Linked DNA regions of Homo sapiens: all the other regions are linked to region 3. A link is a loop called in an ENCODE intact Hi-C map of the cell type or tissue named here. Cell type or tissue: CD4-positive, alpha-beta T cell. All regions are shown on one strand.

Region 1 (8,000 bases), 390 kb before region 3:
CTCACCAATATGACAATATTGCACCTCTTCTCTAATTTCTAACAACTACTCTTCCTTCTCACTTCCAGTTGATGTGTCATAGAGAAATAGGTGAAATAAAACAAAAACAACTCAACATTCCAACACGTAGTTCACCACCTCCAGCCATCTTATTCTGTATTTTTAAGATTTACTTTTTTTTTTTACTCTTCCTATTAGGATAAAAATTTTTTCTTGAGCCTATCAGAGGTTGATATGTCATTTGTGTAATGAATACTATCCCCTCTCATCTTTTCAATGCCTTTATTCTTGCAATTATTCCCCTTCTGTTCAGCATCTTTTTTCTTTCCATTTAATAACTGCCATAGCCTCGCAAACATGTTCTAACATCTTTTATCTTGAAAATACCATTTCTTGATCCCTATATGTCCCTCTGTCCTATTTTTATGCTTTATTTTCAATTAAATTCCTGGGTAAAGTTTTGATATTTGCTGATTCACCTCCCATTTTCTATATGACCCACTCCTATCAGATGTTTTTCCCCAACTACTCAACTTAAACAGCTTTTATCAACATTAGTAATGACCTATTTCTTGCCAATACCAATGATTAATCTGTTTTCCTTTATTAGCTTACCCATTCTTTCATAAAATACTTCTCTTGGATTTCATGACAGACATCATACCATACCACACACACTTGATTTTTCTTCTGTGGACTAGCCTTATTTCTTGCTTTTCTTTGCTGGCATTTTCTTGATTACTAGCAAGCTGAATATCTAAAAGTTTTTAAGAGTTTTAGCTTTTACATGTAGGTCTATGATCCTTACTGGGTTAAATTTTATAATATGAGGTAGGTTCATTTTTAAGTGTATCAGTATCCAATAGTTCTCTCACTATTTGTTGAAAAGACTATCCTTTCACCATGGAATTACCTTTGCCAAAAAGCAGCTGATCAAACGTGTATGGGGGCCTGTTACTGGAGTCTCTATTCTTTTCCACTGGCTATGTCTACCCTTAGATCAAAATCATACTGTTTTGATTATTGTAACTTAATGGCAAGTCCTGAAATTAGGTACTGGAATTCTTTCAACACTATTCTTACTCAAAATTGTTTCGGTTAATCTAGGCCCTTTGCATTTCCATATCAGTTTTGGAATGCATTTGTCAATTTCTACAAAAGAAAGTTCTCTGGGATTAGGATTTTGATTGGCAGTCCTTTGAAGCCATAGATAAACTTCAGAAGAACTTTTAATAATATTGAGTCTTCCAATTTATGATTATGCTATCTCATTCTATTTACTTGAATATTCTTGAATTTTTTTCAGCAATATTTTGGAATCCTTGGCAAACAAAATCTGACGCATATTTTGTTAAATTTAAACCTTGTTTATGTCATTAAATGGTGTTGTTTTCTAAACTCTAATTTTCAAATTGTCTTTTCATGTCTATAAAATACAATTAATTTTTGTGTGTCACTGAACCCCGCCACCTTGCTGAACTCATAGTTTTTATATATATTTGTAGAGATTTTTTTAGGATTTTCTATATGAATAATTATGTCATCTGAAAATCAAGACAGTTTTACTTCTTCTTATTCAATCTATATGACATTTATTTCTTCATCTTCCTTATTGCATTGACTAGTTACCTCCAGTAAAATGTTGAGAGAAGTGGAAAAAGTGGACATCATTGCCTTTTTCTCAATCTTAGGAAAAGAACATACATTTTTATAACTAAGTATGATATTAATAGCAGGTTTGTCATAGATATCACATATAAGGTAGGGAGTTTTCTTCCATTCTTAGTTGGCAGAGAGTTTTTATCATGAATAGATGTTGAATTTATCAAGTGATCTTTCAGTGTCTATTGAGATGACAGTTTTTCTTTTTATAGACTTGATATAATGAACTGATTACTTGTAGAAATTTGAATAACCTTGCATTCCTAACATGAATCTAATTTTCTTGTCATATGTCATCCTTTTTGTTTGTTTGTTCTGAGGCGGAGTCTTGTTCTGGAGTACAGTGGCGCGATCTCGGCTCACTGCAACCTCCCCATGCCGGGTTCAAGCGATTCTCCTGCCTCAGCCTCCTGTGTAGCTGGGACTACAGGCACATGGCGCCATACCCGGCTAATTTTTGTATTTTTAGTAGAGACGAGGTTTCACCATGTTGGCCAGGCTGGTCTTGAACTCCTGACCTCAAGTGATCCACCCGCCTTGGTCTCCCAAAGTGCTGGGATTACAGGCGTGAGCCACTGCACCTTGCCATCATATGTCATCCTTTTTATGTACTGCTGGATTTTGCTTGCTAACATTTCTGCTTTTATGTTTGCATGTGATATTGTATTGTAATTGTCTTTTGTCAGGTTTCGATACCAGTGTGGTGCTAGCCTCATAAAACAAGCATCCAATCTCCTAATTTCTCTAAGAGTTAGTATAGAATTGGTATTACTCCTTCCTTAAATGTTTGGGAGAATTTAATAGTAAGGCCATTTGGCCTGGAGAGTGTTTGTTTGTTTTGTTGCTTTTGAGAAATGGTGTTGCTCTGTTGTCCAGGCTGGAGTACAATGGCACACTCACAGTTCACTGCAGCCTCGAACTCTCCAGCTCAAGTGATCCTCTCACCTCAGCCTCCCTAAGTAGTTGGGACTACAGATGAGCACCACCACGCCTGGCTAATATTTGTATTTTTTTTGTGGAGACAAGGGACAGGGTTTCACCATGTTGCCCAGGCTGGTCTGGAACTCCTGGTCTCAAGGGATCCACCTACTTCAGCCTCCCAAAGCCACTGTGCCTGCCCTGGCCTGAAGTTTTCTTGTAAGAAGTGGTGTGTGTGTGTGTGTGTGTGTGTGTGTGTGTGTGTGTGTGCAGAGAGAGAGGAGGGAGGCTTAACCAAAGATTCTGAGTACTACGATAAATACAGAGATACTCAAATTTTCTTCTTTTGTTGATTTTTGACAGTTTGCGTCTTTTAAGGAATTTGTCCATTTCACCTATGCTTATTGGCATAAAAATGTTCATAATGTTCTTTTAATATCCTTGTCCTTTTAATGACTAAATTTCATAGTGATGAAACCTTTTTAATTCCTGATACTGATAATTTGTTTATTTTCTTTATCAGTTTGGGTAGGGGGGTTATCAATTATATTGCTCTTTTAGAAAAACAACTTTTGCATGTATTTCCTTCCATTTATTTCATCCCATTTATTTCTACTATTTATCATTTCATTCATTTTGCTTGCTTTGGTTTCAATATGCTGGGGGTTTTTTCTAGTTACTTAAGACAAAAGTTTATTGAATTGAGTTCTTCTTTTTAATGTAAGCAGGTACTGTTACAAATTTTAGTGTTTTCATTTTAATTTAATTCAACGTATTTTCTAATTTTCCTGTGATTTTTCCTGATTCACAGGTTAGTTAGAAGTATGATTCTTAATTTCCAAATATTTAGAGTATTTCAAGTATCTACTTTATTTCTAGTTTAATGCCATTATGATCAGACTATACACTTTGTACGATTTAAATCTTTTTAAAGTTGATGACATTTGTTTTATGGCTCGGAATATGGTATCGCTTAGTGAATGTTTCATGTGCACTTGACAGGAGTGTGTATTCTGCTATTGTTGGGTTGGTCACCTATAAACGTCAATTAGGTCAAGTTGGTTAGTGCTTTCCAAGTTTTCCATATCCATACTAATTTTCTGTCTACTTGTTCCATCTGTTACAGAGAAAATTAATTGTTGCACTTGCCTGCCTCACAGTCCATGGACAAAAGGCATCTGCATTCTAACAAGAGTTGCTGGCCCCAGAGCGGGAAGAGGGGACGGCGCGACTGTGGGTGTGAACGAGGCACTCACTTCGCACTCACTGGAGTAAATATCTTCTCTTTGGTCCGGCCAGAGGATAAACCCATAGTCCTTAAGTCCTCTCCTCCGCCTCAGCAGCAGTTCTGTTTTTTTTTTTTTACCAGGCCCCGCCTTTCAGCCGAACGCACCAATTAAAGGTACAAAAAAAAAAGTTTCTCAGTACCTCGTCCCGGACTGACGGACTCTCGCGAGAATTCGTGGGGCTCCGACTGTTTCCGCGCAGATATCGCGAGGCGATTGGTAGCCGGGGGAGGGCTGCGCCGTGGCCCCGCCTTTCCGGAGCGCGGGCGCGCGGTGGCGGGAATTTCGCCTGTTTGCGGTTTAGACCCCAAAGATTCCTGTTGGTGGTCTGGGTCACAGGAGGCAGGTTTCGGGAGCTGGAAATGTGAGCGGGTACGACAGGCACCGCGGGTAACCGACGCCCCGGGTCCTTGCTGCAGCCGGGTACGCGGGATACCGGCACCCCGCCTTCTCCGCCCGAGTGCTGCCAGGCGTGGGCCTGGTGGGTCTCGCCTCCTCCTTGGAGGGTCGGGGTTGGCCCTAGGGGTTGCTTTCCTAATTTCCACCCCGAGCCGGGGAGGGAGCGTTCTCCACCCTGCTGCTGGGAAACGGGCGGAGAGTGGTTTAGAAACGTTGCGGAGGGCGCAGTTCTAGGCAAGCCCGGGACGCTATGTCCTGCAGACATTTCTTTGCTTTTCACCTTGTCCTGGGCTGCAGAGCCCGACTTAGTGGCCGGATTTCGAGGTCCCTGCCACAGCCAGTTGGTTGTGCATTTTGTCTTAAGTTCTGACAGCCTTGATGGACGGAGGGCGAGGGGGAATTGGGAATTTGGCCTCTGGGTTTGTTCGTTTGTTTTTCCTTCCTGCTGGCGGACGTCTTGAGAACTTTCTGAAGTAATCCCCACTCTCTCGGCCCCACCCCCCCCCCCCCAACAGGAATCTCTTCACACCTTCTCTTTGGAGCCCTTAATGATACGACGAACCCCAAGTGTTTCAGAACATGAAGTAAACAATGGAGAACTGTTCTGCTGCATCGACGTTCCTGACTGACAGCTTAGAGCTGGAGCTGGGGACGGAATGGTGCAAACCTCCTTACTTTTCTTGTGCTGTTGACAACAGAGGAGGAGGAAAACATTTTTCTGGAGAATCCTACCTCTGCAGCGGAGCCCTTAAGCGGTAGGTAAAACTCAGAGACATTTTCCCTCATCTGATTATTCACCAGTTTTTTAGGAATGTTAGTTATTTCAGCCCATTAAACTTTGGTGTTCACCAAGTCGTGTTTTATAAATCAGCTTAGTATATCATAAGGGTACAAATGATTATCAGTTCTGCTGGCTTCTTGGTAAGGGCATATCTAAAGTATTTGGGGTATTAGGGAAAACTTCCTTGGTAACTGATGTTCCCTTACTGTAGGGAGCTGGGCACTAATTTTTCTTCTACTTAAAATGAATTCCTAACTATCTGAGCCTTTTGCAGTAGTATTTCCTTCTAAAGAGTGTGATAATATTCTAGAGCTTTCCAGTAATATTTAAGAGAGACAAACATTTTTTATTGCCCCTGTTCCTTCTAATCCTACCTGCACATATAGAAGTGTATAGACTTATTTTGCCTTGGGCAGGTACATATATATTACAGTAAAACTGTTCTTGAAATATTTTGGTAATACCTGCTGAGGCAGTTTCAGTGAGGAAACTATTTTTGTTGACCTTATAGTTGTACCTTGTTAGAAATCTTAAATAGAATACTCAACTTCATTAGTTGGATACTATTCTCCAGACATGGCTCAGAATAACTGTTAGCAGTTTTAAAATTAAATGTCCCCTCAAAGGATGAAATTCTACAACTGAAGACTACTGGTGAAGACAGGCAGAAATATGTTTTTTAGAATTCTTGTTGATTTTTCCTCTTAAGTTACATTACACTTTAGTCGTACATTTTATCAATATAGAAGATTGACGTTTTAATACAGTCTAGCTATTGTAATCTTGAATGTGTAAAGTACCAAGGCATTTTCTGACTTTTTATACATGTCATGTATAATATGGATTCAAATAATGTAAAGAAAAGAGCCGTCGTATTATGGTACTTAGTATACTTTTTATGAGATTGAAACAATTTTCATTTCAGATTGATTTTGAATCTTGACCCTTTACCAACTAATTTTGAAGAAGATACCTTGGAAATATTTGGCATTCAGTGGGTTACTGAAACAGCATTAGTGAATTCATCTAGAGAACTCTTTCATTTATTCAGGTATTTCTTCGTTATAACTTTCTGTGAGTGTAGGTGTTGTTCACTTTTGTAAATTACGTTGTTGGGTGGCTTCTAATACTGATATTACAAAAGACCAGAGGAATTGTGCTGGTTGCTCACTTGATTATCTTACCAGTAACAATAATCAAGCAGCAATGCCTGATGAGTAATGGTTTTAATGAGTTGCGTTTTCAGAATCTTTATTCTTTGCATTTGACACATGTATTGACAAATATTTAAGGCTTTGAACTATAATTTTTAGAAGAAAATTAAAATATTTTTGTTGTGCAATAGCCATAGTCTTTCAGTGATCTTTAGAGTATGGTCTTAACAAATAAATTGTTTAGACTGTGTAATAGAAATATTAATTATTTGGACAACATTTAAAATTTTTTTAATGAAAAATTTTAAGCATACACAAAATAATAATATAATGAACATCCATATACCCTCCTTCAGTTGCAGTAAACAACAACTTTTTATTACATTTCCTTCATCTGTCTTGTCTCCTCTTCTTTTGGCCTAAGTATTTGTAAGGAAATCCTAGGCATCATGTCGTTTCACCCATAAATACTTCAGTATGAATTTCTTAAAAATATGTGCTTTTTAAAAACGATGAGGACGGCCAGGCGCGGTGGCTCATGCTTGTAATCCCAGCACTTTGGGAGGCCGAGGCGGGAGTTCGAGACCAGCCTGACCAACATGGTGAAGCCCCTTCTGTACTAAAAATACAAAAATTAGCCAGGCGTGATGGCATGCGTCTGTAATCCCAGCTACTCAGGAGGCTGAGGCAGGAGAACTGCTTGAACCCAGGAGGCGGAGGTTGCAGTGATTTGAGATTGCCCACTGTACTCCAGCCTGGGTGACAGAGCGAGACTCTGTCTCAAAAAAAAAACTCATCTCAATTAATAAAAATTAAAGTTCTTCATTATCATTTAAGACACAGTTCATATTCAGATTTTAGGTAATTTTAAACAGGAGTCAGTTATTGAAAGCTAATTATTCCAAAACACAGTAAAAATCTATATGTGATACATTTAAAGGAAAATGGAGAGGTGGAAGGAATTCTCTCACCATCATCCCATGAAACCTTTTGAAGAGACTTAAACTGTATCTACGCCATGTCATACGTTTTATTGATAGAACAGGCTCAGTGAGTGATCCTCTGTAATCCTGAAGATTACAGAATGAGCGAGTCTTTATCTAGGACATAGGTTATAAATATGGGTTAATTTTTAAAGACTTTGAAATCAACTAGGAAGAATAGCAAGAAATTGCTATCAGGAATTAAGATGGAACATGATAAATAACAGCTTTCCCTGATACTTTAGTCTACATTATTCCTTTTTTGAACTTCTATTGTATAACTGTATGATACAGTTTAAAATTTTATTATGTAACTGTTAACCTAGAATGTTTTATGTATCTTAAACTTCTTTTTTTTTTTTTTTGAGAGGGTGTCTCACACTGTCACCCTGGCTGGAGTGCAGTGGGGTGATCTTGGCTCACTGCAACTTCCGCCTCCCGAGTTTAAGCGCTTCTTTGCCTCAGCTTCCCGAGTAGCTCGGATTACAGGGTCCCCCCACCACGCCCGGCTAATTTTTGTGTATTTTTAGTAGAGATGGGGTCTCACCATGCTGGCCAGGCTGGTCTTGAATTCCTGACCTCAGGTGTTCCACCTGCCTTGGCCTCCCAAAGTGCTAGGATTACAGGCGGGAGCCACTGCACCCCATCTTAAACTTCTTTTTTTTTTGAGACGAAGTCTTGCTCTGTTGCCCAGGCTGGAGTGCAGTGGTGCGATCTCTGCTTACTGCAAGCTCCAGCTCCTGGGTTCACACCATTCTCCTGCCTCAGCCTCCCGAGTAGCTGGGACTACAGGCGTCCGCCACCATGCCGGGCTAAT
Region 2 (8,000 bases), 270 kb after region 3:
TTAGGAGAGCAGATGTGGATGCTGTGAACCACATAGAACATATCTCCGGGGGCGTTAATGGGGAAAGAGCTAAGAAATGGGTCATAAATTGGCCAGACTATAGCGGTCAGTGTATGAAATGCTGAGAGCTCATAGGTGCTCAGGTCATCTTGAAGAAAATACATGCTTTGCAGGAAGAATGAGGGATTGAGGAGATGCTGGTCAAAGGCTACAAAATATCAGTTAGAAGGACGAATAATTTCAAGAAATCTATTGTATAACTTAGTGACTACAGTTAAAAGAATGTATTAATACTTGAAAATTGTATATTTTAAGTGTTCTCACCACAAATAAATAATATGTGAGATAATGCATATGTTAATTAGCTTTATTTAGCTATGCCAGAATGTATATGTATTTATAAACATCATGCTCTATGCTATAAATATATACAATTTTATATGTCAATTAAAATAAATAAGAAAAGAATACATAAGAATGAGGCAATATCTGTATGGGAATTTCTGTGATAGATCACTGAGATGAAAAGTATGTTAAAGGACCCATCTCACAAAATGGAAATCATTTTGTCAAAAAAATGAATGTGGGAGAAAAGAATGAACAAAGGATTTGATGTTTTGTACTGGGGAAAAGAATATGGTTGTACCTATTCATAGGGAAAATGGTAGTAGAGCTATCTTGGTTAAAAAAAAATAAGTAGCCAGGTGCAGTGGCTCATGCCTGTAATCCCAACACTTTGGTAGGCCGAGGCGGTGGATCACGAGGTCTGGAGTTCAAGACCAGCCTGGCCAACATGGTGAAACCCCATCTCTACTAAAAAAATACAAAAATTAGCCAGGCGTGGTGGTGGGCACCTGTAATCCAGCTACTTGGGAGGCTGAAGCAGATAATTGCTTGAACCTGGGAGGCAGAGGTTGCAGTAAGCCGAGATTGCGCCACTGCACTCCAGCCTTAGTGACAGAGCGAGACTCTACCTCAGAAAAAAAAAAAAAAAGGCAAAAAAAGCAATACTTCTATCACTGGCTCTGCAAATGTGATAGGCTGTTATCCAGACATAGAACAAGGAAGAGGAGTGGCTATTGGACAAAAGAGGAGAAGATGTTGGTGTGAAGTATATGTGGAAATCATTACTCAAGACAATTAGGATGGCTAAGCCTGTTTTGACAGCATACTTGGAAAGAGAAGGATGGTGTCAGACAAAGATCAGAAAACCAGACTCCTAAATTAAAGAAAAAGAAGAAGTAAAGAGAAAGTTGACCATGAATCAGTTCAATGATAGATTGATGGATTTGAAATAGGCCTTTGAAAGAAAACATCAGATGTGTACTATCAAACTGTGCAACTGTTTAGGATAGAACTTTTCACTGTGCTAAATTAGATCAGCGCATAATTTTCAGTTAATTTTTGACTGATGGAAATATCACTTTGATGTGGTCTGCTGTATCTGACTTCTCCTCACGTTTGGATTTCTGCTACTGAAAGTGCACTCCAGGGACCAGAGCTATAACCAAGTGCCAAGCCCCATTCCAATAACAAAATTAACCATTATGGCTCTTTAGGAATCTCCAAGATAGTCTTCAATTTTAAATTATCTCCTTTCCTTTCTGTGCCCCTACACATGGTGAGGCCAGTATTTATGCCTGGCTTTCCCAGATAATTGCTGGGTGGCTACTAGCCCTAGTTGAGACAATGGTTTAGAAAAAGCCTCTTACTGATTTCAGAAAGTCTACATATACCACAGAAGACATACTACTTGCTGTGGCCCCTACCTCCAGGACTTCACGGACCAGTTAGCTACAGATTAAAAAACTTTGTCTAGGGAGACAGACTTAATGCCGATCCAATTTTCTTCAAGAGGGAAAGTCCGAGTCCAAATATCTGTTGTATCTGTTGTGGTTACCACCTTTTGAGTGCCCTTCCTCCAAGGTCAGTCTCCCTCCATTGCATTGTCCCCAGTTATGATGAAAGTTTCTCCACAGGTTAAAAATTACCACTCAATCTACAGCCTTTGGGACATAGAGGAAACTTCTGTGGCTTGTTAAATCACTGTATTTCGGTATTTCACACAGTATATGCTACTGACATTTAATCAGAAGAAACAACTTTTTTCTAAAACTAAATTGTTAATAAGGAGATTACAACTATTTGACAAGAATAAAACATAGTCTAAAGTTTGGAAAAAGTGCTAGGGGAAAATGGAGTAAACTTTGATGTAGTCATGAGGCCCTTTATACTCTTGTTGATTAAAATTTGCCTGATAAATTACTTTCTGGAAATAAAATTTAATTCCTCCATGCCACTCACACTCCCCAGTGTCAGGGCATTCAATAATAAATGGGATCTGGATAAAATGCATTCTTCAAATGTAATTATTACTTTAAATATCATATAATGATTATCTCTTCTTTAAAAGACGCTTTTACTTTAAGACATGCATACCAAAATTTTATAGATTAAATAATATGTCTTGGATTTGCTTCAAAGTAATGCTTGTGTTAGTAGGAGGGAATATGTGGAAGTATAGCAAAAAGATTGAGTGGGAGATAATGTTTGAATCTGGGTGATGGCTACTTGCGTGTGTATTATACCACTCACTCTACTTTTGAATATGTTTGAAATTTTCCATCATAAAAAGCTCAAAAATAATATAATGGTCACCCTTAAAGCCAGTCAGTTCTCATCAACATTATTACTTTTCTCAAAGGCAAATCATTCAGAACTACAAAGCAACTGTACATTATACTCACTACTCACCTCTGACCCCCTAGGTCTTCATTGGGCAAGCAATGTTGGCAAAATGTTTTAACTTTCCAGGGAAAAGCTTCAGGGAATTCAGCTTGACAGGGTGAGTGTAGAAGAATTTATACTAAACTTTTATGTGTTTCTGCAGAATCCCTTCCTGCTGGATCAAGAGACCTATATGTTCATATGCCAGAAAAAAGGTGAGGCTCTAAAAAGAGAGGAGAGATTATGGACAGAACTTGGTTTTATTAGTCTCTATGAGCCCTGGAATCAAAATATATGTTAAAAGATGTTTATAAGATTTACTCAATTAGAATTCTCTTGAAAATTCTATTAAGTACTTTTCTAATACTCTTCTTTTTTGCAAAATACCAGAGTTTCTGAGTTCAAGTACAATTTCGCCCAGAAAAACAATAGTACACCCAAATGTACTGATTGTTTTAGAGTTGGTCTGTTACATCGCTGTTCACAGATATGTTATGCCAATTTTTCAACCAGCTCAGCAGCTGCAAGATTAAATAATAAGGTAGAGACCATTATGGTAAGTGCAGGTATAATTTTAGTTATAGATAGAGAGATGGATATTGTTTATAAGTTGATCCACTGTTTATGGGAATTTTGGCATAGTGTTATATATTCAGGCTTGACTGGGTCAAATCTGTCTTGACTTTCTCTCTTACAGCATAGCCTTGGGCAAGTTATGAAACCTTTCTGTGTCTAGTTTTTCCCTAAGGTCTTTCACTGTGTGTAAATTAACTGAATTTATGTTCATAAAGGATCCAGAACAGAATTAGTTCTTGTGCTTGTGCTTATGAAGCTTATAGTAATAAATATGCTATTAGACTTCAATCCTAGAATGTTAGACCTGGAAGAAAATACTATAATTGCTTAGTCTATTTCTCTTATTTTATAGTTAAAAAGCTTGAAAAAACTGCCAATGTCCAGGTTCCACCACCAGAGAATTGGGCCTGGGGTAGGGCCCCCAGGCAAATCTAATATGCTAAGAGGGATGAAAACCATGACTTACAAGTTACAGGAAACTGTCCTACTGGAGGCTTTTCAGCTTAACTCTAATATCTGGCATCTGGATAGATCATTCTATGTGGGCTCTCAGCCCTTCTCCCAACATGTCTGTGCATCTGTTCCTTCTGTGTTAGAGCAGAGTAACACAAACATATAATTAGTATGCTCATACCTAATATTTATAACTCTGAAACCTCTGATTTTTCTTTCCCAGCTTAAAAATACTGATGTGTTTTAAAATGCCACTTGTGAAAAGGCTAGCATTGCAGGGGTAGAGGTGAAAGCAATTTGCATAACTTCTGGAGCTTAGAAAGGAGCCTGGACTAATACAGTAATAGTGCTTTGGACAGTAACAATTTTCTGCCATCTAGTGGATAATTCAAAGAATAAACCATACGTTTACTTTTTTTTTTAAAAAATCGCATTTTCATGAAACTATGACTTCTAAGTATCCTGCCACTTTTTTTTTGTTAGTAAAACAACTACTTTTCCACAAACAGTTCCTCAAATTTATTCTTTCATTGGTTTTATTGATTGATTCTTTTAATGTGAATAAAATTATGCCTCCTTTTAAAATGTTGCTAGAATGATGGGGCACAGTGGCTCAAACATGTAATTCCAGCACTTTGGGAGGCCAAGGCAGATGGGTTGCTTGAGCCCAGGAGTTGGAGACAAGTGTGGTCAACATGGTGAAACCCCATCTCTACAAAAAATACAAAAATTAGCCAGCCATGGTGGCGCACACCTGTGGTCTGGGCTACTCGGGAGGCTGAGGTAGGAGGATCGCTTGAACCCGGTTGGCAGAGGTTGCAGCGAGCTGAGATAGCGCCACTTCACTCCAGCCTGGGTGACAGAGCCAGACCATCTCAAAAAAAAGAAGTTGCTAAAAAATGTGGACACACAAAATATAAATCCAGCATGCTCCATTTCTAAATGTTTGCCTACTTAGAGGCCTGTAATAAGGATCAATTGTGCTTATATTTGGCTCTTTCTAAAGTTTCTCCTTTCTAATTTTGGAGGTCGTAGTGTCCAAGGTTAAGAGCATGGTTTGGCCCTAAAGCCAAACCTCTTACTTAAAACTCTGGCCTTCTTGTAATAACTGTGGGATCTTGGAGAACTTAACTTCTTTGTGCTCCAGTTTTCCTATCTGGTAATGATAGTATATACTGCATAAGGCTACTGGAGGAATGAAATTCATGCAGTCCTTGGTGTTCAGTGTTATTAATGCTTTTATCATTATTGTTTACATGTGTATCAATGTTTACCAGTTTTGAGGAAGAAATTCAGAAGTGACTTGTCCTGTGACTCAATTCAATTTTAAAACTCAACATTTATTTAAGCTTATTTTATACCCAACATTATGGGAAATACAATGCTGAATGAGACATTGCCCTATTTTGAATCAATAGTTTCAGATGACTATAGGATAATTAACTATATAACTCAAAGCAAATATAATGAGTATGATATGAGAATTGTCATAAATACATAGGAGGGGGTGAATATTTCCAGCTGGAAAGGTTGACTTGTGAGTGATAAATGGCTAAATTTTAATTTGGAATTAATTGCATAAATGGCGATGATAGGGAGGACTACCCAGGTAGGAGACTATTTTGAGCAAAAGAACCAAGTTGAAGAAAATCCAGTATTTATTTATTTTGGGAGCAATGAGTAATAAGATATGGCTAAAGCAGAATGTTTCTTCATTCTTTCACCCAACACTTATTTCAGCACCTTCTCTGTACTAGGTTTTGTTCTAGGCAATGCATATTTGATGGTGAATAGAATAGACAAAGACTCCATCCTCAGAGGTACCTATTCTAGTGGGGAAAAATGCTGATAGAGTAGCCTACGAAGAGCCATGAGGCCAGATTTTGGAGGTGAACTAATGGAGAGCCAGTAAAGGCTGCTGAGCAAGATGAAGCCATAATCAGATGCTAATTAAGAAATATTGATCTGGTGGAGGAAAGGTGTAGGATAGATGAAAGGATGAGGCCATGGAGATACAAAAACATGTTTTAACAGGAGATAATTTAAAGCATCTAGATGAGAGGTAATGAAGCTTGAACCATGGCAGTGAAAAGGAGAAAACAGTCTTAAGAGACATTCAACAAGTGAAACAAGACCTGCGACCAGCAGGAAGTGGGTATGTGGGAAAGGGGAAATGGTAACACTAGGCTTTCTGCAGAGAGTGGTGGCACCATGTATTTGTATTAATAGCATCACTGATATCATAGACTCTGGAATCAGATCCATACGTATTGTAATAACTCGAGCCAATTATTGTCCCTCTTTTAACCTCAAATTCCTCATCAGTACAATGAGAATAATTTAAAGTACCAGTTTATTAGATTATTGTAGAAAATGAAGGCAAGCGCATTTCATATTCCTAGGGACATGGAGAGTGCTGGAGGTTCTTACTGGGGGAGGTAAAGAAAGCTAAGACAACATCACCTACACCTGCCTGCATTTGCTTCAGATGTATTTGAAAGGGAGATTGTTGTCACTTTAAGGTAACAATTATTCACAAAGAAGATAACTAGCTGAAGATTTTCAACAATTATTGTACATTATGATTACAAACTAAAGGTCTTTAATATTTCTTTTGAGAATCAAAGCAGTTGTGGGTTTTGATATTACTCTCCTCATAAACTGACAAAAGCCTCATACTGGCAGCTAGAAACATACTTCTTATGAGAGATAATAGAAGATTTTATGAAAAACCTAAGAATGAGAATTAAAGTTTCAATACCCAGAGAGTTTTTATTTCTCCCAGTTTTAATATCTGTCTCTGAACATTTTCTAGCTGTGGACTTGTATTTCTGTTCTTAGAAGCTACATATTGAGTTTAATACTGGGGCATCAGGCAAGAAAAGTGTGGGTGCTAGTTAAGGACCAGGTAAATGGATAAAGAAATGCCTAGATGTTTATTTTCTAGAATTCCATCCGAAGTAATTATGTTAATATCCTAAACTTATATCCACTAGGAATTAGTGCACATTAAGAGAAGGAGAACACTGGAACAGGAAAGGTGAAAGTGTCAAAAAAAAAATAGGAAGCTTAATAAGGAAGAACAAGAGAAATGCTGTACCATGGGAGGATTGAGGCAGCCCATAAATGCTGTTCTGGTATGATAAAATAATTTAATATGTCCAAAGCTACACATACTCAGCGTAGGTTAAAGTAAAATTGGCTGCATTTTTGAGGAACACAGAGAATGCATTTTGAGATTTAATCAAAGTAAGTACAATTGCATTTCTAGCTGTCTGTACACACATGATACAAAACTTGGACAGATTGACTCCAAATTTGGCAGGCATATTTAGGATGGTCTGGCTTAACAAAAAGCTATGCAATGCCTAAAACATCTACTTTGAGGGCCCTAGAGGAAACTTCAAATATAGGCAGTTATTCTCCAAAGCACCTGAAAATTAAGTGTCTCCAGACACCCTGTGAGTGCTGGTTGAGAAAGGCATATTCTATAGATTAATAGTATATGGACAGAGGAAACAGTGGTATCAAAATCAAAACTTCAATGAAGATACTTGAAACTAGAGGCATTAATTTGCCATCTAGCTGCTTCTTACATGGGCAACTCTATACAACATGATTGAGGCCAATAGCAAAAGGGATTTACATATTAATCATGATTATTGACAACTGACACTAGGAGAATATTATAGCAATAATATTTTCACAACTAGAATTTAATTCAGAAAGTATTTATTGGCTGTCTACCCAGTGCCAGACACTTCACTAAGCACTGAGTTTATCAAAGATGAATAAACATATGATATAGGGTCGAGTAGGGGTGGGAAGGAAGGTGAAGATAATTGACATTTTAATAACTTTATAATATGTTGAATATGTTCCAGGTAGATGTAAAGCAGTTTGCATATATTTTATTTCATATTCACATCAAACTTTTTGAGATTTATACTGGAAAATTGAGAAACCAAGGCTCAGAGTTCGGTAACTTAACCAAACGTCACATAACAAGCCCGTGGCAGAGCTGGGATCTGAAACCAGCTTTTCTGACTCCAAGAACCATCGTTTAACCAGGTTGCCTATCACTCCTAACTGTAATATAAACCAAGTTGTTTAAACTTCTCACAGAATTATAAAAAAGAAGTTGCAGGAAATGATTAAATTTTGCTAAGGGATATTAGTAAAGGTTTCACATAGGAGGCAACTTTGATCTGGGCTTTAGAGGTTGACTAAAATTTTGACAGGCA
Region 3 (8,000 bases):
CCCTTCCCCATTTAAAGTAAAAAAAAAAAAAAGGCATCCAGGAGGAATATATCTCTGCTGACACCTTGATTTTATCCTTAAAAATCTCATTTTGGACTTCTGATCTCCAAACTGTAAGATAATAAATTGTTTTGTTTTAAACCATTTGCGGTAATTTGCTAGCAGCAATGGGAAATGAATACAAATGAATACAATGACAAAAGTCATGAGTGCAGTAACCACAAAGCAGGCATCTGGGCATAATTGCTGGTTGATCATTCTAATCTCTAATCTGAGACCCAGTGTTCCTCAATATGAATACTGGATCTGCACAAAGCCTAGTTTGTTTTGGTTTTGAGTTTGTGGCACTACCCCCCGCTCCCAGTATTCTAGGTTTTACAGACCCAAAACACTGCATCACTATGAAATTGGCCAAACTTGGGAACCTTGTAAATTATTTCAGTTGGACTCCTACAAATTCTCTGGTTTCTAATCTGGAATCCAGGCCCTGGAGAGGTTCTCTCTGCCTGAACACCAGAACCTCTGCCAGAATAAGTCATTCCTCCATAAATCTGTTGTGCTCCTCACTAGTGGTTGAGATTTGATTGATGAAACCTCTGAGGGCTGTCCTGGGCCCCTTGAGCCAACTGTCACCTGGGTTTAGCTACTGTAATCCTTTGGAGAACGCAGAATGCTGTTGAATTATGTTCAAAAGAAGGAGTACCCAATGGTAAAAGTCTAGGCAGAGAGAAAGACATGAGGGCAGAGGGAAACAAAGTGGGGACTATTTCTGTGGCCAATGTCAGGCACAGGCAGGTGGCATTTTATGCCCGAGAACTAATGATTCCCACCCATATTCCAACCTTAATAAATCTAACAATACCACCACGTGTGCTGAGCACGTTAATCAGCAAATAAAAATCAAATTTAGCATTTTTTATTTTTTAAAAATTAAATTATTGAAGAACATGAGTCTTACCGTAATCTCAAATTTTTTTATCACTTTCATTCACCTATTCACCAGAGCTTCAGAATATGTGTCCTTTTTAAAACTGCTCCCTTCTCCTCTGAAAAATGAAAAACAATGCAAATATTGAACATCAGATTCTGAGCTGGGCATTGTACTAGACACATATTTTTAATCTGTGTAAAACCCCTTAGGTGATTACTATTATCCCAATTTTAAGATGAGCAAAGTGTGTTCAACCACATTAAGTTACTTGCATAAGGACTCACTTCTGGAAGCAGGGCTAGTGTTCAGGCAGAGAGAACTTGTCTGGGGTCTGGACTCCAGCTCAGGGATCCTACTTGTCTTTCAGTTCATTTGACCTTTATTTGATAATTGTTTAGTACCTACTGTGTACTAGCTGTTCAATGTGTTGAACAGTGAACAAAACAGACAAAGTTCTGTCCTCAGAATTTACATTCTAGTGTGTTGTCAAGACCCTGGGTTTATTAGTATCTTAAGATATTCAGCCATACACATGCATCATAATACTCCACTCAGATGGAAGCTTCATTCTAAGCAGCATCCTAGTTATACTTTCCTTGGGGATCTGACTTCAATCCTTAACATAAGCCCAACAGGAGTTCTTAAGTTCAGAGTTCCTGTTAATTTATATGTTTTGACAAGAAGAGCTGGAATTATGCATTTATGGTTCAGGTTTTATTTCCATGATTCCCAAAGGGTGACAGCCAATTGTGAGTTTCTGATGGAGTGCATCTGCCTTCTGTTTTGCAATTTGAGGGCCTGAGCAGCACTGGGCCAGGATCAGGCAAAGCAGCTGACACATGCTGGAAGCTCTTTCAATGTTGAATCCAAGCTCTATTGGAATGTGTGAATTCAAATAATTATTTCATATTGTAATCCCTACTGTCCTGACAGTCACTTCTAACATTACTTTTTCATACTGCCCGAAGTTCGGTGGAATTTCTATGAAAATGAGATTTTCACTTTTAAAATATTTTAACAGGCAGTGAGTCGAATTGCTACCATGATTAAAGCACATAGACATAATGAGGCAGATTAAAATTTCTTAGCACCCATAGAAATAGAAATACCGTGCCTAAAAAGCCCTGAATCACAAGCATGCTTAAAAGTATCAAAGATAGAAATCTTGGAGCAGCCTGCCACCTTCAGGATAACTTCCCAGTTAATGCTATCTGAGATCACTGATTTCAGCTTCTATAAATTCCAAATACCAATCCCTGTAAAAATGTTCAGTATAATTAAATAAAGGGCATTTAAATTAGAGTGGCTGAAGCCGTCTTCCTTGCAGTGCTTTTGCTCTGATTAAGCATTATACTTAATGATTACATTAGTTTTCTTTTTAAAAAACTTTCCCTTTCTTCATTTTGGTTCTTTGATTCTTGTTTTATTATTATTATTCTATTCGATTATCTTTACATCAATATTTTCTTACTTTAAGCTGGTTAAAAACATCCACTCTACTTCATTTTGCTAAGCAGAGATCAGAACACTAAAAATAGATTTTGCAGCCACAGTAAGAGAAATACTGTAACTTCCTTCCTACTGCTTCCTTCCTGGTGGGTTTTATTTTAGATTAATAACAATATTTCTAAAGGGTCTTAAATAAAAGCAGCACTACAGTAACCCATTCAGGAAATGGAGAGAGACGGAGAAGGTGAATGTAACACTCGTTTTTTTGTTTGTTTGTTTTTTTTTTCTGACGTCTTATTGTCTGTTCCTTTCATTAAATTACACAGAGGCTTAAAAAGAATGAAGAAGGCAAGAGAGAAGAGAAATAGGAGAGGGAATGACTCAGCATTTAGTAGCATGGAGAAGTAAATTAGTAGCAAAAATAAGATAAGGGAAAGTATAACTAAAATCGATACCATTAGGTCAAATGAGAACGGGATGTAAAAAATAATGGAAAAAGAATACAGTGGCTTGAAAATGCATCAGGCGGGGGGACAGGAAAATAAGAGGCATTTAAATGAGAGCGGCTGAGAACAAATACTCATCGAAAGGGAACATCCTTTCATTATTTTCCTTTCACAAAAGCAGGAAAGGGCAACTTGAGAGCCCAGTTTGACCCTGGTTCAGTAAGTTCCATTTTTATCGGCTAACTCTTTGGTGGCATTGCCCTGTGAAACAACTTCAAGGTCAACTTCCTTACGACTTTGATTTTCAGCTCTTCACTGAAACTTTGGAATCACGTGGAGTCTTATCCAATGCTGGGCCTCACTCCACAAGAATTAAATCAGAAAGTCTGGGGTAGGGCCCGGCACAGAACTTTACAGAGCTTCCCGGGTGACTCCCTCGGAGTTCCAGCGTTAAAAGCAACCGTGGGTCTGGGGACTTAAGCCCCGCCACCTCCCGCCGGAAGCGGCCCTCGTGGGAGCCGTCACTCGCCCCGAAGGGAGGGGCTCCCTTTTAAATGCCCTGGGCAGAGAAGCGGTGTGTGGCCTCCCGAGCGCTAGGGGGCGACGGGCACGCATTTAAGCGCCCGCGGCGGGGCTTCCCCTCACTTGTGCGCATGCTCCGGGTGTCCCGGAGTTGTCCTGCGCCGGTGTTCCCACGTGCGGCCTGAACCTGAGCGCATAATGTTATGAGGAGATGGGAGCACTAGTGATTCGCGGTATCAGGAATTTCAACCTAGAGAACCGAGCGGAACGGGAAATCAGCAAGATGAAGCCCTCTGTCGCTCCCAGACACCCCTCTACCAACAGCCTCCTGCGAGAGCAGATTAGTCGTGAGTGGTGCGAGGGCGTTTCGGGGCCCGGGGGCGCGGAGTCCCTGTGCTGCCCGGCTGTCCCTAGCGTGGGTCCGGAGGCCGAGGGATCGGCGTCAGCCTGCTCGGCCGCAGCCGCTCGGGTTGGCGGAGCGTTGGAAGGGGGAGCCGCCAGGCCGGTGACATTGAGACTGTCCTCCGCGCCCGCGGTGAGGTCGGCGGCCCCGCCTACTTCCGAGACCCAGAGGCAGCAGCCAGTGCTCCCGCTAACCAGGCCCTCGCCGGCTGCTGTCACGGACTTGATACAGGGAATCAAAATCCGAGAGGGTCACAGAGCTTTCTCTAGGGGTCTTCACTGGACGATGGACGCAGAGCCTGACCTGGAATTTTGATTTCCATCTAAAGTATTTTCCTAACAGTCCAAATGATTATGTTTATTTTTTAAAAAAATTAAAGTGGTTAGGCCGGGCGCGGTAGCTCAAGCCTGTAATCTCAGCACTTTGGGAGGCCGAGGCGGGCAGATCACCTGAGGTCAGGAGTTCGAGACCAGCCTGGCCAACATGGCTAAACCCCGTCTCTACAAACAATGCAAAAATTAGCCGGGCGTGGTGGCGCGCCTGTAGCCTCAGCTTGTCGGGAGGCTGAGGTGGGAGAATCTCTCGAACCCGGGAGGCGGAGGTTGCAGGGAGCCGAGATCGCGCGACTGCACTCCAGTCTGGGCAACAGAGCGAGACTCCGACTCAAAAAAGAAAATAAAAGAAAGCGTTTGTGTTAAGCGTTTAGGATATTACAGGAAATTTTCCTTGATTTTAATATTGTGACTTTTTTCCTTTCCTTAGTCTATCCAGAAGTTAAAGGAGAGATTGCTCGTAAAGATGAAAAGCTGCTGTCGTTTCTAAAAGATGTGTATGTTGATTCCAAAGATCCTGTGTCTTCCTTGCAGGTAAATGTGTGTTTAATTAAGTGAATACACAATTTACTTATTTTGGGGCTTCAGGAAAATGATTAAGTGTGGCAAGTAGTAAAAAGAGTGCTCTGCAAGTGTGTGTTGTGATCAATCTACACGCCTTGGCAAAGTTTAAGCACACTGGTGTAAGACAGCAAGACACTTATGCCTTGGTTCACTGGATATTTACCAGAATTCTAAAATAACTTGTGGAAGTATTGATACAAGCAACTGTGTGAATTATTTCATAGTATTTCAGAATTTGTAGGATTTGGTAAGGCATTACTTCCAGTGGTTGTCATTTGAGTGACAAAAGCAGAGCTTTAATATTATTTTCTCATTCTTCTGTGGATTGAGGTATGTTCTAATCTCAGAGACTCCTTTAGTAAGTGGTGTTGTTGGATTTTGTGGGGTGTTCCTGTTTGTTTTTTTAAGGATGTATTCAGATAGGATATTTAAAATTAGAAGGATCAAAGAATACATTAGGAATGGGAACCTATGTGTAAATCCATATTCTGTATTATGTAAGTCCTGGGCACAAGTGCTTTGTATATAGTGATGAACAAAACTAGTCCTTATTTTCACAGGGCCTATGATGTTGTGAAGGACACAGCCATTAAACAAATGAGCAACAATGTGACCATAATTATGGGAAAAGTACGTGCACTGCTGAGTATATTGGAGGGACCTCTTTGAAATGGGAGGATCAAGGATGGTTTCTGAGGAAGTGATAGTTATGTTCAGGCCTGAGGAGGGATCAGTTGGAGTTAACCAGATGAGTTTTTGGGGGCAGGAAGATTCTAGTTAGGGGTAAAGTTTGATTAAAGGCCAAGGAAGTGCCAACAACTTCCAGATTTTTTTTTTCATTCTAAAATATTCTGGTACTGTCCCTCTCTCTCTGGATATTTGCACAGATAGAATTATTAATATAATTTTCACTACAGAGGAGAAATAAAACAAGATTTGTTAATCGCTGCACATAGTAATTGTAGGGTTCAGTTATCACCACATGCTCACATGAAAAAAGTATAGGGTTAATGTCTGTGTTCTTACGTCATTTTAAAATAGGTGTTGAGTAATACTCCCCAAGTATTCTTTCTCTCATGTTACTTAATTATGCATCTGAAAATTCACTCTTGGGAGCAAAAAAAAATTAATGCTTTGTATGTATAAGACTCAGTTATACATATAATGCGTAAAGAGATACGTATATAGTGATATTAAAATTTCATGGGGACATTAGGAAAAGTCTAGATTCCTTAGGGAGAGTGATAATGAAAACTGGAATTGCCTTTTGTTTATGTTCTGTGTCCCTTTTTTTCCTTCGGGCAGTTCATGGTTGTGATGCCTCTAGACATCATTGATACTGTGCCTTTCATATGGCAAATAATTTATTTGTTGTCTGACTTTTTAACATATTTATTCAAAATTCTGTCAAATATTTCAGTCTTTTTGCCTTTTGTGGTAAAGGAATACTGGGCCCACTCTACCATCATATAAACTCTTCTGTATTTTCTTCCAGTAGTTTTATAACTACATTTTATATTAAAATCTTTATCTGGCATTAAATGTGGTCTTTGATGTGTGGAATAGATCAGTTGAACCTCTTTTCAAACAGATGGCTTGTTGTGTAAATATAATTTGTTGAAGAGCCCAGACCTTTCTCCACTTACTTAAAATGCATCTCTAGATACACATATGGGTCTATTTATGGACTCATCAGTTTTACTTATTTTTCTATTTATACACTAGAACCATAGTTTTAATTAATAGAGCTTTATAATGTGTGTTGATATTTCTTATAGTCTTCTCTCATTCTTTTAAAAAGTTTCTGGTCTCTTTTCACACATTAATATTTTTCCAGATGAATTTGAGAATGAAATTGTCAGGTTCTTTAATAAGTCCTATTTGGATTTTGAGTATAATTGAATGGGAATTTATGGATTAATTTGAGGAGAATTAACATTTTAATTATTAAGTCTTTGAGTGGTAAAGGGAACGTTGTTACTGTGATGGGAGCTTTTTTCACTTTAAATTTAAACTGTTTATTGCTGCTACAGTAGTCTTCCCTAATCAGCAGATAGGTTCCAAGACCCTCAGTAGATGCCTGAAACTGAGCGTAGTACTGAACCCTATATATACTGCTTTTTCCTATAAATATATACTATGATAAAGTTTAATTAACAACTAATAAAATGGAACAGTTACAACAATTTCAGGGTTCGAAGATTCATTCTTATTATCCATGTTAGCACTCTCGCCATATGATTTTTTTTCCTCATTAAGTCAATAACTTTTACCTTTTCACTTGAAGGAAGCACTTTATGGCTTCTCTTTGGCATAACTGAGTTGCCAGCATCACTACCCTTGTGCTTTGGGGCTATTCTTGGTAAAGTAAGGGTTACTTGGACACAAGCACAGTGATGCCACACAGTCTGATAACCAGAATGGCTACTAAGTGACTAACAGGCAGGTAGCCTGTACAGCATGGATACACTGGACAAAGGGAGGATTCACATCCTAGACAGGATGGAATGGATAGCGTAAGAATTCATTATGCTGCTCAGAATGGTTTGCAGTTTGAACCTTATGGATTGTTTACTTCTGGAGTTTTTCATTTAATATTTTTGGTCTGTAGTTGACTTCAGGTAACTGTAGATAAAGCCAGGTACTACTATATATCAGAAAGTGAGTGGTTTTTATAGTGTAGCTACCCACATTGCTAGGTTATTATTTCTGTTAGGTTTTCAGTTGATTCTCTTTTCTAAAGATATATCTATGTAGAATTAAAAACTTCTCTTTCTAGTATTTTTACTTCATTCTTTTATTGTGTTGTATACATTAACATGCCAGTGAAAGTAGGCATTCTCATCTGTTCCTTCCTTCCACAGGATGTCTCAAGTGTTTCAGCATTAATTATAATAGAATGATACTTGTTTTCGATTAAAAAATACTTATATCACGTTTGGGACATTTTCTTCTATTTTTAATTTCCTAAGGGTTTTTTTTTTTTCAGTCGAGAGGATTTTGAATCTTCTTAGATTTTTTTGTGTCAAATAATTATTTATTTTAGTATTGACTATTAATTAGAAAGGAAATCTGAATACAGATGTGCTTGGAGTGGAAGGAAGATCTACCTTACCTGGGAATAGGAAAATAGCTTTGAGATTTGGAAAGTGAAAAAGTTGAGAAGAGTGTTTCAGGCCTAGTTTGCAATATAAAGATACAAGAGTGTGTGATGCCTTTGAAGAATGGTTAGAGTTCACTGCAGTTATGAGAAAATGTGAAATGTGAATTTGGGAGAAGTGAGTTGGGATGGAGAGTGATAGGGGTCAGATCGTAAAGGCCCTTATTTTTCTTGCTAAGGAGTTTTGTTTTAT

The links. A loop is a pair of places that touch in the nucleus more often than their neighbours do. Peaks named below come from ENCODE experiments on the same cell type or tissue, not always from the same donor. Only the 100,000 strongest peaks of a DNase experiment are listed, where the experiment ranks them.
Region 1: it touches region 3 in a loop (7-fold over the local background); 19 of 110 quality-filtered maps call a loop at or near these places.
Region 2: a loop joins it to region 3, with 5 times the contacts of the local background. A loop is called at or near these places in 57 of 110 quality-filtered maps.

The regions. Positions count from the first base shown.
Region 1 is chr6:97,279,334-97,287,333 of GRCh38, reverse strand. MMS22L (MMS22 like, DNA repair protein) reads left to right here and starts at 4,118. Exons shown (of 25, transcript NM_001350599.2): 1 at 4,118-4,238; 2 at 4,781-5,020; 3 at 5,972-6,097. The coding sequence starts at 4,857. RefSeq lists enhancers at 3,842-3,901, 4,282-4,541. In CD4-positive, alpha-beta T cell, no CTCF peak of the experiment used is centred here; a DNase peak (open chromatin) is centred at 4,043; H3K4me3 peaks cover 1,898 bases.
Region 2 is chr6:96,623,062-96,631,061 of GRCh38, reverse strand. No RefSeq gene overlaps it. Among named protein-coding and RNA genes, the nearest start is that of FHL5, 64 kb to the right of the region's middle. In CD4-positive, alpha-beta T cell, a CTCF peak has its summit at 4,164 (motif pointing left); no DNase peak of the experiment used is centred here.
Region 3 is chr6:96,893,361-96,901,360 of GRCh38, reverse strand. NDUFAF4 (NADH:ubiquinone oxidoreductase complex assembly factor 4) reads left to right here and starts at 3,470. Exons shown (of 3, transcript NM_014165.4): 1 at 3,470-3,695; 2 at 4,514-4,617. The coding sequence starts at 3,560. It also overlaps a transcript of KLHL32 not described here. RefSeq lists an enhancer at 3,548-3,647. In CD4-positive, alpha-beta T cell, CTCF peaks have their summits at 3,234 and 3,436 (motif pointing right); DNase peaks (open chromatin) are centred at 3,430 and 3,890; H3K4me3 peaks cover 1,975 bases; H3K27ac peaks cover 1,798 bases.